5 separate regions of the Homo sapiens genome follow, and all the other regions are linked to region 3. A link is a contact called in ENCODE Hi-C or POLR2A ChIA-PET data. All regions are on one chromosome and are shown on one strand. Each heading gives the region's core, a stretch centred on a gene start or an enhancer-like site at or near the end of the contact. The rest is flanking DNA. Distances are from core to core; before and after follow the strand shown.

The links. A loop is a pair of places that touch in the nucleus more often than their neighbours do. ChIA-PET counts read pairs that join two places held with the same protein, here RNA polymerase II (POLR2A). Pooled maps may share reads with other maps.
Region 1: a loop to region 3 is called in a pooled map, with 6 times the contacts of the local background. The contact joins the promoter of RDH11 here to the promoter of ZFP36L1 in region 3. A Hi-C loop is called at or near these places in 2 of 37 single-sample maps with no recorded cell type and 7 of 50 pooled maps. POLR2A ChIA-PET finds 5 or more read pairs at or near these places in 3 of 52 experiments (CD8-positive, alpha-beta memory T cell, PC-3 and WTC11).
Region 2: a loop to region 3 is called in a pooled map, with 12 times the contacts of the local background. The contact joins the enhancer-like site here to the promoter of ZFP36L1 in region 3. A Hi-C loop is called at or near these places in 8 of 50 pooled maps. POLR2A ChIA-PET finds 5 or more read pairs at or near these places in 2 of 52 experiments (activated CD4-positive, alpha-beta T cell and activated naive CD4-positive, alpha-beta T cell).
Region 4: POLR2A ChIA-PET joins it to region 3 with 15 read pairs in WTC11. The contact joins the enhancer-like site here to the promoter of ZFP36L1 in region 3. POLR2A ChIA-PET finds 5 or more read pairs at or near these places in 3 of 52 experiments (H1, Panc1 and WTC11).
Region 5: a pooled map shows a loop between it and region 3 (9-fold over the local background). The contact joins the promoter of PIGH here to the promoter of ZFP36L1 in region 3. A Hi-C loop is called at or near these places in 1 of 37 single-sample maps with no recorded cell type and 7 of 50 pooled maps. POLR2A ChIA-PET finds 5 or more read pairs at or near these places in 2 of 52 experiments (BJ and HepG2).

What each region holds. Positions count from the first base shown.
Region 1 is chr14:67,694,444-67,697,143 of GRCh38, reverse strand. RDH11 (retinol dehydrogenase 11) reads left to right here and starts at 1,380. Exons shown (of 7, transcript NM_016026.4): 1 at 1,380-1,514. The coding sequence starts at 1,441. It also overlaps a transcript of GPHN not described here. RefSeq lists enhancers at 1,063-1,112, 1,133-1,182, 1,227-1,863 and a silencer at 2,213-2,272.
Region 2 is chr14:70,660,345-70,663,044 of GRCh38, reverse strand. All of the region lies in intron 1 of TTC9 (tetratricopeptide repeat domain 9), which reads right to left. Among named protein-coding and RNA genes, the nearest start is that of TTC9, 20 kb to the right of the region's middle. Within about 2 kb of position 1,449, at least 8 of the 41 ENCODE cell types and tissues checked have a DNase peak (open chromatin) inside an H3K27ac peak, as active enhancers do.
Region 3 is chr14:68,791,642-68,794,341 of GRCh38, reverse strand. ZFP36L1 (ZFP36 ring finger protein like 1) reads left to right here and starts at 1,275. Exons shown (of 2, transcript NM_004926.4): 1 at 1,275-1,460. The coding sequence starts at 1,404. RefSeq lists silencers at 828-1,027, 1,048-1,117.
Region 4 is chr14:67,728,036-67,730,735 of GRCh38, reverse strand. RDH12 (retinol dehydrogenase 12) reads right to left here. Exons shown (of 9, transcript NM_152443.3): 8 at 1,356-1,545. It also overlaps a transcript of GPHN not described here and a transcript of ZFYVE26 not described here. Among named protein-coding and RNA genes, the nearest start is that of RDH12, 28 kb to the right of the region's middle. RefSeq lists an enhancer at 913-1,543. Within about 2 kb of position 1,340, at least 5 of the 41 ENCODE cell types and tissues checked have a DNase peak (open chromatin) inside an H3K27ac peak, as active enhancers do.
Region 5 is chr14:67,599,018-67,601,717 of GRCh38, reverse strand. PIGH (phosphatidylinositol glycan anchor biosynthesis class H) reads left to right here and starts at 1,450. Exons shown (of 4, transcript NM_004569.5): 1 at 1,450-1,694. The coding sequence starts at 1,515. It also overlaps a transcript of GPHN not described here. RefSeq lists an enhancer at 1,453-1,772.

The DNA of each region.
Region 1 (2,700 bases), core at 131-2,630, 1.1 Mb after region 3:
GGCTTCCTGCTGGACATCAGCACAGTGCCTAGTACACTATAGGAATGCCATAAATGTTTGTCAAATGCGTGAATGACTGAATAAGGAACAAAACAAATGAAAGGCTTTTATAAAGTTATAAAACCCAATACAAATATTAGGTAACACAATAATGAGAATGTGACAAAATGTGATGATTGCTAGGTAATCTAATGTTAAATTGGTAGGAATTAGTATTGTGTGAAGGAAACCCTCTCTTCTCCAATTTGCTATAAAATATATTAGTTCATTGGAACCCGTGTCTTTTAACCAAATGGAAATTATGCAAAAGGACCAGAAAATATTACTGGGTACAATTAAGGAATCACAGACAGATATTGATTGGTTAAAACACCCTCCACTTTCACCCCCAGGAAATAGGCCTCAGATGAAAGAAACTATTGAACAGGGAACCTATTTATTCACAGAGAACATATTCATGGCCTTAATTCAAGACAGGATTAAATACTTTCACGAGTTGGCAAAACCAACTGTGCCAATCTGAGATATTCATTGCTACCCTGGGAGTTAATGTATGTGACCCAAGCCATCAGGAAGACGATATTCTATTATCAATGAACACTCAAACACTAGAAAAATCATGATAGTTGCCACCATAATTCAAGATAGACACAATAAAGTGATTCTCCTGAGAATGTCTTCAAGGACTTATTGCTTCCTCTTCTCTGGAAAAAGGAATCCTCGAGGAGGAAGGGTTTACATTCCCCCACCTTCCCAACTGTCAGACTTCGGACCGCTCCTCTCCTGTCTAATCCGCCTTTCATTTCCCAGACGCCAACATCTGATCTCCAGGAGAAACAGTGCGGTAACTGCCTAACCAGGATTGGGGAAAACTGAACCAGGCACTGGACTTGGGTCTGGGGAGATAGAGGACTGCAGAGATTTCACAAACACCGCGGTGCCTAGTACACTATAGGAATAAGTGTACTATTCCTATAGTGTATACTTTTTTTTTTCCAGAAAAATCCCTCTGGGGTATGAGCACTATTTTCAGTTCTGGTTCAACTTTTCATTGAGATTCTATGTGGATAAGAGGATCTTGTAGTGAAAAAAAGATAAAAAGCAGTGTTTTCATCTGAGTGTGAGAAACCATGTGTGCCTAGAGGTGGGAGAACTGAGTATTCAGAAGGCAGAAAAAATAACTGAGAGCTGGGTGAATGATCCCACAGGCCCTAAGCCCTAGATGGTTGGGGATTAGCGATGTATAATTCAACTTCTGCCAGCGTTGGCGGCAGCGCTCCCACGTAGCCAGCCTGAGGCTGTCAAGCTCTGGACTACATTTCCCAGAAGGTCTGCTCCCCGGGCTGTCGCAATTTGAATTGGGGCGTGTCTAGAAAGAGAAGCCATAGTCGGCGAGCAACGCTGGAGCATCCCGCTCTGGTGCCGCTGCAGCCGGCAGAGATGGTTGAGCTCATGTTCCCGCTGTTGCTCCTCCTTCTGCCCTTCCTTCTGTATATGGCTGCGCCCCAAATCAGGTCTGTGCAAATGTATTGCCTTCTCTTGAGAATTCTTGTTGCGGGGCGGGAGGGAAACATAGAATCCCCACCAAAGCTTTCTTGGAAAACTCCCCTGGGGGGGCTCCAAGATGGCGGAGCCCAGAGTTCGGTGGGTTGGAGGCGAGGTCCAGCTGTCCTGGGTGCCAGGAGGACACCCGAGACCCCAGGCGGTGAGAAAGGGCGGCAGTCCGGGGCACACTGCTTTTCCCTGGCCTGTTTTTCTTTTGTCTAAGCACCCCCTGATTCTGGCTCCAGGGAATCCCGAGGGTAAGGCTACCTCAAACGCTTGAGTTTCGGACTCTTCAATGGGATATGGCCCGACGCTGTTTTCCCCTTATTCCCCACGCCTTAAACCAGCCTTCGAGGTACAAAGGAGCGATTCCACATTTCGCCCTCTGAAACTGATAGCAATCGTAACATCTGCGGCCCCATCCTTGCTCTCTCGTTGCTGTTACAATCGCTTGTTCTGTGGGCGGATGTTGTAAAGGAGAAAAGTGAAAAGGAAGAGTGTTTGGTTATGAGCTCTATCCTGCCTTGCGAGCAGGAGCACGGGGGATCTGAGTTAGGAGCTAGGGTACTGGGGCGGTGAGGGCTGGGAGAATGGTGGGAAGGTATTGACCAGGTGATAGATCAATCAGCCCAAGGCTGGCCAAGTGCCCCAGTGAATCAGCAGCGGGCTGTAAAACCGGCAGCCTGCTTATTGGTTCTAAGTAAATCACCAGTGGTGACGGACCAGTGACTGAATAGACAGACACACTCCTTCCCCAGGTGGGCGGTCTTAGTCCCAATAGAACTTGAAGCCAGGCCAGATCACAGTCATTTCTTACCACAGTCACCTACTTTCCTTCTTTTATTTTTATTTTCTCTTCCTTCTCTGGTGCCCCTCTTCCAGTTATATTTTTTCTGCCTTCTGAACACTCAGTTCTCCCACCTCTAGGCACACATGGTTTCTCACACTCAGATGAAAACACTGCTTTTTATCTTTTTTTCACTACAAGATCCTCTTATCCACATAGAATCTCAATGAAAAGTTGAACCAGAACTGAAAATAGTGCTCATACCCCAGAGGGATTTTTCTGGAAAAAAAAAAAATATATGTGTGTATATATATATATATATGTGTGTGTGTGTATATATATATATGTGTGTGTGTGTGTATATATAT
Region 2 (2,700 bases), core at 200-2,699, 1.9 Mb before region 3:
TGGAGGCGGATAAGCAGGAAAAACAGATCAATGTAAGTGGCATCCAGGAGGCAGAGGTGACCAGCAGCAGGGAATTTCTGCAATATTTTCTCTCTGCTGTCCACATTTGCAAGGTAGAGCCGTTCATCTGGGAGATCTTTATTGTCATTTTGGATTTCCTGATTGTCGAGAAGTGTTTCTCCATGTTGTGGTGACCTGGTCTCTGTTTGAATTAAGGATTATCATGTCACAGTCTCTATACTCTGCCATTTGGCATGCATCGGTATTTTAAAGAGCACTGAACTAGGAATCATAAGAGCTGGATTCTAGTCCCATCTTTGCCACTAGCCAACATTATGAAAATTACTTTCCCTTTCTGGGCATCTGCAAAATGAGAGATCTAAATTTCACTAAATGATCTCTACCGTCCTTTCAGATCTAACAGCCTCTAAATACAAATGTTTGCCACTTAATAGAAGGACAAAATTGTTTCACTGGCTCCTCTTCAAAAGGATTTCCTTTCTCCCTATTAATCAAGGTCAGGTATCTTTTGTTGGGGAGGACAATCAGACTGGTAAAGCAGTGATCAAGAGGGCTTCTGTAAGACAACAATTAGATTCCTGCTGTGTGGATTTTTTTTTTTTTTTTTTTTGGCATAGAGATTGGATTATGTTCTGATGTGGGTCTTCCCAAGTCATGGCACTGGGGTGAGACCTTCCCTGAAGGGAGTAAACATCTCCACCATTAGTCATCATGAGCAGAGGAGGCTGTTGAGTTGGAAAGGTAGGTTTTGGACTGACTGGCAAGGGAGCCTGGCCTGGACTCTGTGGATATACTTGGATTCAAAGATGTAGTCACTTGGCAGCAGAAGAGGTACAGGGTGGAAGATGCATGGCAAAGGGCCTGAGCTCTCAGACAACCATATCTAGAGGCTCCATTGAAAGAAATATTATTAACTTTCTGGCCTTTGGGTCTTCTGAAAAGGCTGAATAAATGCAGTGGCCTGGAATCAGCCAAATTGTGGAGAATGAAGACAAGCCTCTATCAAGGCGTGGGAAGAAGTGCTAGAGGAGAAACAGCCTTCCTTGAGCCAAACAGGGTGATAGCAGAGGTGGCCAGTGAACTTACAAGAGAAAGGCAAATCTGGGGGACAAGAATTGAAGCTGCAAATCTCCAACCACCCCTCCCAAGTACAGATTCCTCCACTGCCAGCCTTAGGCGGTTAGGGTGTGATCTTACGAAAAGAATTGGCAGGCCTTCTGAGGCCCACAGAGGGGTCGTGTTTAGCAAATAGAGAATCAGCTACTCAAAGAGCCCCCGCGACACTCATGCACACAGACGGAAAATCCTAAGTGTGATGTTCCCCCCAGCAACCACGCTGAGACCTCAGGCTAAAGCATGTTGAGTTCTCCTCACTCTGGCACCTGTTTTGTTTTTGTGTTTCCTGGTGCATGCAGGGCAAAACGCCACCCACTGGCATGAGATAAAGGGAAACCAGATGAAAGGAAGAACAAGTTCATGCAATCACTGGTTTTCTTCTTATAGCTAACTCACTATAGTTTGCTTTTACCTGCTGAACAGAAGGGAAACATGGGCTAAATGGAAGGAAGACCAGACCCATCTGGGGCCAGCAGCGAGAAGGAAGAACCTACTCTACAAGGCTGCCTCACTGTTTGGGGTTGCACCGTATCCATTTGTACAGGATACGTTACAGTCCTCACCCTCAGTACCTAAGAATGTCACTTTATTTGGAGACAGGGTCTTTGCAGAGATGATCAAGTTAAAATGAAATAGTTAGAATGGGCCCTAATCCAATTTGACTAGTGTCCTTATAAAAAGGAGAAATTTGGACACAGAGACAGATACAGAGTGGAAAGATGATGCAATAAGATCTAGGAAGACGGCTATCTACAAAGCCAGTGAGTGCCTGGGGCTACCAGAAGTTAGGAGAGAGGCTTGGAACAGATTCTTCCTCACAGCCCTCAGAGGGAACCAACCCTGCCGACACCTTGATGTTTCACTTCTAGCCTCTAGAATGACAAGACAATGAATTTCTGTTATTTTAAGTCACCCAGTGTGTGATATTACAGCAGCCTTAGGAAACTAATATACCTTGCTAGTCACTGCTTTGTGAGATGGGCCCAGGAAATGGCCATTGGGTTCCTAGGGGAAAATTTTCCCAAAAGTTTGCCAAATTATTTGATTTGCTTTCAAATTTATTTCAAGAAGCAATGACATAGTAGTAAAGTGGAAGAAGTTTGGGATCTGGACAGAGCTGATATTAAGAATATTGAATGACTGGTATAGATCATAACCAAACCAAATAGGCAAACAGTATTGTACCAGCTCTGGGTGCCCTGGCTGAAGACTAATGCTGGGTCTAGAGATGCAGTCTTGAGCTGGAATCTGAGCTCTGCCACTCACTAGCACAGGCCCGAGGGCGAGTTATATGATCACCCTGGGTCTTATTCTTCCCATGTTAAATAGGAACTTTGGGGGAACGCTTATGATGATGAAATGAGATAATTAATGCACATTACATGCTTCTCACAGTGCTGGGACAAAAATGGATTCTCATAAATACTAGTTCTTTAGAAAGTCACTTATCAAATATGGTTTGCCCAGCAATGTGTACATGAATTGGAGAAAATTTCCATCTTGAGTCCTATATACAATATGTGGTACATAAACAAAGCTACAGCGTAATTTAAAGTAGATTTT
Region 3 (2,700 bases), core at 26-2,525:
CCCATGTCCCCCTCTCCACCTCCCGCCAAAACGGCGCAGCGTGACAAGCCATATGTTCCACTCCGGTGGGGGCGAGAGAGAAGCAACAATAAGTTAAAAGTGCCGCCTCCCTCCACCTCTTTACCTTCATTCTTACCAAAGTAACCTTTTTTCATTGTTCTAGAGTCTTGAGGTGTGTGTGGGGAGGATGGAGGAGGAGGGAGGGTTGTGGCGCCGCCCAGAATTCGGAGCGCGCGTGGAAAGTAGTGAGTTGCTCGGTGGGCTTTTTCTGGGAGGAAGGGGCATTCAGGAAGGATTAGGGTTTTCTTGACTAAAAAGTTTAAAGATTGGATGCGTGAAAAGAAACGGCACGCCTAGGCCTGGTAAAACAAACAATCGTCCCGGGTTGTGGTCTTTTTTTGCGGCGCCCCCCACCCGCCCACACCCGGAGAGCGCCGGCTGCAAAGCGAGCGCGAGTGTCGACGCGTGCGGCGCACTAAATTGTGCCGCGCTCGCCCCCGCCAGACCATGTCCTCCTGGGGAAAAAGTTTCCCTAGTCCCCCCAGCAGCGCGCCCCACCCTACGCCCCGCTGGAAAAAAAACAGCAACATAAAATCCTAGGCTTGAACATTCTGTGCGTCCCAAATTTCTAATGTCCTCGGCCTGCCCGGTTTGCCGAAGGGAGCCGAGTGTCGAAGAGAAGTCGGGAAAAGGTAAGTTGTGCAGACACTTGGGGAAGTTTCAAGGAGACCGCCAGCTCAAGATGGAAACCGCGGCCCGGGCGCTAAGGACGGGCTTCAGCTCCCGCTGGCAAAAAGAGAAAGTCGAGCCCGCCTTCCTGCCCAACAAAAAACAACAACATGACAACAAGAACCCCGGAGGGAGTGGAATGAGTGACGTCACAGCCGCGCTCTGAGGCTGACAAAGGAGGGGGCGCGCCCCTCCCGCTCTGCGCCCGCGCGGCCCCGGAGAGGGGGCGCCTGAAGCGCCGGGTAGGGAAGTCAGCCGACTTGAAACTTTTCCTCTTAAAGAAAAAAAAAAAAAAGTTGTGCGCGGCTCACAGTGGGGTTTTTTTTTTCCGCCTTCTTTTCTCGTCTCCCCTCCCCCTTCTTCCTTTTGAAAGTTTCTTCTCCTCCCCCTGCCCCCCCTCCCCGCCTGACCGCATGGCTGATTCAACTCCAGTGTCAATCAACTTCTTTTTCCTCCTCTTCCTCATTTAAATAAGTTTAAAGCTCCTCCTCCCCCCGGCCCACCAAATCTGAACTTTATAAATTGGGCTTTGCGCGCCCCAGCCCGGAGTCAGAAAGGCGAGGGGCGCCGGGAACTGGCGTGTGGGACTCCAGACAGGAGAGGCTGCGCCTTCCCCGCACCGGGACCTTCGCGACACACCAGATCCTCGCCCCTGGCTCGCGCGAACGCACAGGATGACCACCACCCTCGTGTCTGCCACCATCTTCGACTTGAGCGAAGTTTTATGCAAGGTAAAGGGGGGCGGAGCATTTGCTTTTCAAAAAGTCTTTTTCTTTTGCCTTAAGAAAGAACCCCCAAAAGTTTGGGTCTTGGAAGGCAATGGGGAAAGTGGTGCAGCGAGATGATTCTTTTCTCCTCCGGCATTTCTCCCAAGTTTGAAGGAATTTGGCCCCGTCCTTCCCACCCTTTGAGTTTCAACAGTTGCTGGCGGGGATTACATGTGAATCTGGAGGCCAGGGTTTTGAGGGGCGAAGTTTGCCTGGCAGGGCAGCCCGGGGGCTTCGGGGGGAGGGCTGGGATTGGGACAAGTTTTGGGCGATCCTGTTTTACGTAACGTGCTGCTGGATCCCAGGTTTGCTGGTCTGATCGGGTTCCCAGTCTGCGCCCTAGGTCTGTCCAGCGGCATTACCCACCCGTGGGGTTGGGAGTGGGAGGTCCCTCGGGGAAGTGAGTCTCGGGACAATGTTTTCCTCCACTCTTTGGGGGGAGCTGGGGATATGCGAGGAAGAAAGGCCAAGTTGTGATTCAAAAAGATGTTGCAGAACAAGTTTGCAGTGGGGCTTGAGTCCGCCCTAGCTCCGTTGGGCTTCTTCCCGCGATAGCCGATCGTGCAGCAAACTTTGGGGTGAAAGAGGCATTCAGGTTGACCCGCTTACCTGTGTTGCCGAGGCATTGCGGCTCATCGATTGCGGGCGGGGTTGGGGGGGGAGGTGGCGACAAAATGCTGGCTTGAACTCGAGAGTCCCGCGAGTAAGGATTTAATGGGGGGCTCCTTAAAACATGTTGCTTGTCAGCCAGTGTTGAAAAAGCAAGTTTTAAACTCGGAATGTTCCAGGACTGCGGTTTAAATGTACATAGCAAAAGTCTATGGATGTTGTTAAATTTCTTTCCAACCTCCCCCTCCCAATTTGAAAGGGTGAAGCTGCTGGGCTACTTTTTAATTGCTGAAGTGTTTTGCCTTCTCTTAACACGTCGGGTCATGTTGCTCTGTTTTCCCAGCTTGCTGCTCCTGTTGGTGCAGCTGCCAACGCCCCAGGGCTGCAGGGTTGGGGTGCAGGGACGCCGAGGAGCTGAAGAGTAGCATTTAAAAAGTTTGAATTTTTCAGCTTCCTTCCCTCCCTGCACATTCCCAAACTCCACTTGCCAGCCCGGCTGCCAGCGCTCCCCAACATTTCTTCCTTCTTTTCTCGACTCTCCCGCTCTTTGATCTATTTCTTTCTTTGGCCCCCCTCCCCCCTCACGACTTTTTAA
Region 4 (2,700 bases), core at 91-2,590, 1.1 Mb after region 3:
GCTACTCAGGAGGCTGAGTCAGGAGAATCGCTTGAACCCAGGAGGCTGAAGTTGCAGTGAGCCAAGATCAAGCCATTGCCCTCCAGCCTGAGTGACAAGAGTGAAAATCCATCTCAAAAAAAAATGCTTGGGATCAGAAGTATTTAGGATTTTACATTTATTTGAATTATGAAATATTTGCATTGTACTTACCAGCTGAGCATCTCAAACCCCAAAAATCTAAAACCCGAAATACTCTGAAATCCAAAACATTTTTAGCAGCAACATGCAACTCAAAGGAAATGCTTACTGAAATATTCCGGACTCCGAATTTTCAGATTTGTGATGCTCAACCTGTATGTCTTCAAAAATCTGGTATGCACTGTACACTTACAGTGCATCTCAATCTGGACTAGCCATATTTCAAGTGCTCAATAGCAACATGTGGCTAGTGGCTACCATACTGAATGGCACAGCTCTAGAGCCAGATTGCCAGGGCGTAAATCCCAGATCTACCACTTATAAGCTATATGACTTTGAGCAAGTTTCTTAATTATCTTGCGCCTCAGTTTCATGTGAAAACTTGGGGTAATATTACCTGCCTCGCAGGGTTGTGATGATTATATGAATTAATACACATTACACACTCAGAACTGAGTACCAAACACATTATAAAAACTCAAGCAACATTAGCTATTATCACTTATCCATTCCCCTCTCATCAGACACTAAGACTATTTCCAGTGCTTCACGGAATAAATACTGCACTGATGAAAAGCCTTGAACAAAGCGGGACAACAGAGCAGACAGGGCTGGATTCTGTCATGGAATGGGAAAGAGATTTCACCCTGGGCTTCCCTTTACTCCCAGACTCTAGTTGCTCATTGAGTTCATGATAAGATTCAGCACTAAAATTTCTACTTCTATATTTCAACAGATAGTGCCAATCTTGGCAGCATTGAGGGACAGAGTTCACACCGAAGAGAGAGGACGTTCCCCTAGCACTTTGTGCTAATTGGTATTTAAAAATTCATGAATCAAGTGAGCCAAAAGCTTAAAGAAGGAGAAAAACGATCCAGATCTCCATGGCATAACCAACAGCGACAGTCTTCTTTAAAAGCTTTCAGAAAGCTGCAAAGTTTTCATGGAAAAGCGGCACACGAGTATAAAATAAAGCCAGAAAAGCAACTCTTCCCAACACATAAGTTTGTACTGTAAGTTTCCTTAACAAAGCAACGGCATTCTGTTTGCAGGCCCAACCCAAACCTGGATTGCATCATCAGGCACAAACTCAGCTTCTCAGGATGAACAGCCCAGCGAGTCCGGCACCTCCCATGCACACAGGTGGTGGAGAGAACCGCATTGCCTTCACACACCTGAAGTACTTGCCACTCAGGGGCTCCAGGCCCTCAGCCAGGGCGCAGTGCAGGCTGGTCTGCGCCCCCTCCCGTGCCGTCTTGACAAAGGGGGAGAAGAGCCGCCAGAGCAGGCAGAGCAGGGAGGAGTGCCGGACCAGCTCAGAGCGGACGACGCCTGGGTGCACTGCGTAGGTGGTGACCCCGGTGCCTGGGACAAAGAGGGCACAATTAGATCAGGGACACACTCTGAGCCCAGGAAAACAGCTTATCTCCTGCAGCAAAATACACAAGTGAGAAGGAGGGACTCAGGAAACATAACCCCAGGATTCAGCAGGTACCACTCCTGGCCAGGCGGAATTTGAACAGGAATGAATTGATCTTTCAGAAAGATCTATAGCCTTCTCAGCCTTCTATGTTCCAAAAGGAGTGCCTGGTTCGAGGTCCTTCTATTTCAATGTCGTTTTTATACTGTGGCTTTAGTACTACTAATAAACATGACAACATGTAGTGAGTAGTATCAATCATTGACAGTGGTATCTTTATCATTTCTAAAGGAGGAGTTTAGGGGTAGCGATCTGATTGGAAGGTGGTGGGTAGGACTTTATTTTGAGCTGCATTTGCCTGGCAAGCACATTTCATGAGGTATAGATTGAGGGATGGTGATGCAGATTGTGGGGGATTAACACCCCCCCCCCACAAGATATCCCTGGTGCGGTCACTATTTTTCAGTACCAATTATGTGCCAGGGCCATACAACATGCTTTAAATGTATTATTTCATTTAATTCTTAAAGAGGCTTGTAAAATAGAATATTATGTTATGATACCCATTTACAACAAAGAAAACTAAGTCACAGAAAGTTTAAGTAAATTGCCTAAGGTTATACCTGGCAGGGTGCAGGGCCAAGGTCTGAACTCTGATGTAAAGTTAAAAACATGGAATGGACTGTCTGCATTTGAATCCTGGCTCAGCTAGGAACCTTCCTTGGGCAAATTTCTTAATCTGTCAGTGCCTGTCTTTTCATATTTAGAGTGGGGGAAAATAATAGCACCCACCTCACAGGAATGTTGCAAGTATTAAATGAGTTAAGATGTGTAGTACATGGCACACATAAACCTCTCAATTATTATTGTAATAGTTATTGTTTATTTTTATGATTACCGTCTTCTTCTACTGTAGGCATTCTGGAAGTGAAGATCATTGTTCCCAAACTCTGGCTTATTCACTGTAACAAATGGACCCCTAGATCCGCAGATGTCAGAGCCAGCAGCTCACCCAGTGCTCCAGGAGAGCACAGAATCATTAAGGAATAAGAACCAGCCTGACCTGATTTTACAGCTGAGAAGATGAAGTCAGGGGAGGT
Region 5 (2,700 bases), core at 201-2,700, 1.2 Mb after region 3:
GTTGGCCAGGCTGATCTTGAACTCCTGACCCAAGTGATCTGCCCTCCTCAGCCTCCCAAAGTGCTGAGATTACAGGCATGTGCCACCATGCCCAGCCCATCACAAGTGTTTTGACAGTCCACATAGCCACTCCTGGGCCACATCAGAAGTAAAAATGGAACTCATAGGCCACTATTACTCATGAGTTTAGTAATTTTATTATCCATTTCTTCTGCATCTCCCGCTCCTGCTTAATTCCCAGCCAGGTCTTGCCTGTCTACCACGGTCCAAGCAGTCATTTGGGAGACAGAACTCCCAGGCAGTGAAATCCAAACTCCTTACCAGACCCTACAAGACCCTCTTGGATCTGACCCCTACCTGCCTCCCCAGCTTCCAACTGTTTTCCCCACACACCAACCTTTCTCGCCTTTTGATTATTTCATTAAGCCAAGCTTGTTCCAACTTCGAGGGGTTTGCCTTTCCTGGTCTTTCTTTCTGGCAAATTCCTCCTCCAGAGCTCCTTCAGTCCTGTCTGGCTCGTCACCCTTGTAACTCAGTGTCCTCTTACTTAGAGACTTCGCCTGACTGCCCTATGTAAAGTCCTCAGTCCATCCCTGCCAGTCAGCATAGTATTGCCAACGATACTCTCTTATTTCCATATTGTCTCCTACTAGAAAGGAAGCTGCCCGAGGGCAGAGACTGTCATCAACATCGTTCACTGCTGCATCCTCAAGCACCTCAAACTACCCGGCACAGGAAAAGAGTAAGTGAAATGAATACCCGTGGGCTCTCCTTGCGGCTCACTCTGGCTTAGAGAAATCGGCTTGCCAAGCAAAAGCATGATTAAAACTGTGGGTTTGGGCTGGGTGCGGTGGCTCACGCCTGTAATCCCAGCACTTCGGGAGGCCGAGGCGGGCGAATCACCTGAGGTCAGGAGTTTGAGACCAACCTGGCCAACATGGTGAAACCTGTCTCTACTAAAAATACAAAAATCAGCAGGGCGTGGTGGCGCGCGCCTGTAATCCCAGCTACTCAGGAGGCTTAGGCAGGAGAATCGCTTGAACCCGGGGGAAGCAGGTTGCAGTGAGCCGACGTCGCGCCATTCCGTCTCAAAACAAAAACAAACTGTGGGTTTGTTTTGAGACAGGGTCTTGCTCTCTCGCACAGGCTAGAGAGCAGGGGCATGATCTCCGCTCACTGCAACCTCGACCTCCCAGGCTCAAGCGATCCTCCCGCCTTGGCCTCCCAGTGCTGGACTACAGGCCTGAGTCAACGCGCCCGGTCTAAAAACGATTTTAATCTTTCCACTTAACTATTGCCCCGACGAGGTTTTTTCGAAGACAGTCAAGGCCGGCCCGGAAGAACGCACAACCATCAGCCCCCAGCAGAGCTCTCGGCGCGCAACTGAGGCTGCGCAGGCTTAGGGCGGGGCGTGGTGACGCGGCTGCCGGAAGCGGGTCTGGAGCGGGCGAGACGGCCAGGGCCGGCGAGCGCAGTGCAGCGCCGCGCGGTGCGGGCGGCCGAGTGGGGGCGTCATGGAGGATGAGCGGAGCTTTTCGGATATCTGCGGCGGCCGCCTGGCGCTGCAGCGCCGCTACTACTCCCCGTCCTGCCGGGAATTCTGCCTCAGCTGCCCTCGGCTCTCGCTGCGTTCGCTCACCGCTGTCACCTGCACGGTGTGGCTGGCGGCCTACGGACTCTTCACCCTCTGCGAGGTAATGGCAAGTCGGCCCCTCCCCGCGCTCGAAGGAGGGGGTTCGGCTTTGGGAGGGTCTTTGGGGTCTTTGGTCGAGCCCGGACCTCTGGTCGGCCCCTCCTACAGTGATAGGACAGGAGGGCGGGAACTCACGGGTTCTGGGGACGATATTCCGCTGCTGGACAGCTCTTTAAATGACGTTTAGTGAAATGTGTGCTCCTGGATAGTACATTCCCCTTCCGTGGCTGTGCTCTGCTCCGTGGGTTCACTCAGCATACATCTAGTTCTTGCGCGACGGCCTAAAACTTTAACTGCCATGTGTTCTATGTAGTATAGGCGCGCAGTAATTTAATTCCAAGAGTTCAAGGAACTACTAAGTGGGTCTTCCTCGTCCATCCCTTCTGCTCCTCAAAGTAGTACTGCTAACAATACTTTACGTAGACTTCCACAAACTGTCTTTGCCTCCACAAGTGTGTGTGTTTATCTGTGTGTATAGATAGAGTGTTATAGTTCTTCCTAATCTCTGTTTTTCAAGGGAGTTTTTTAACCCTCCCTCCTCCCAAACCCTTCCCCAATTTCAAGTACTTTCTAAAGGTTTATGAAATTTTGGACGTGTGTGATAGCTGTGCTCAATTTCCAGATTCATTCCTGTTTTCTCTGAGCCTCAATTTTCTACATCTCTAAAATAGAATTCATGCCTGCCATACCAGCTTCATGATATTGTGAGGGTTAAATGCAGTAACTTTGTGACAGCTCTCAAATAAAAAGAATTATCCTAATTTTCAGGATAAGTTCTAGTTTCATATGTAGTGCCTGAATTGAATGTATTATCCCAGAAGTGATCTAATCAGAGCTAAGTACAGCAGGGCTATTTATTTTTGTAACTTGGATATTGTTTCCATTACTGCATCCATTCGCTTTTTTGCTGTCAAAGCGTGTTTCAGAGCATGGTAATTTAGCATAGAAATATGCAGAATTAAGACTGCCCTAATTGCAGGAAACTATCTAACTATCTAAACCGTATG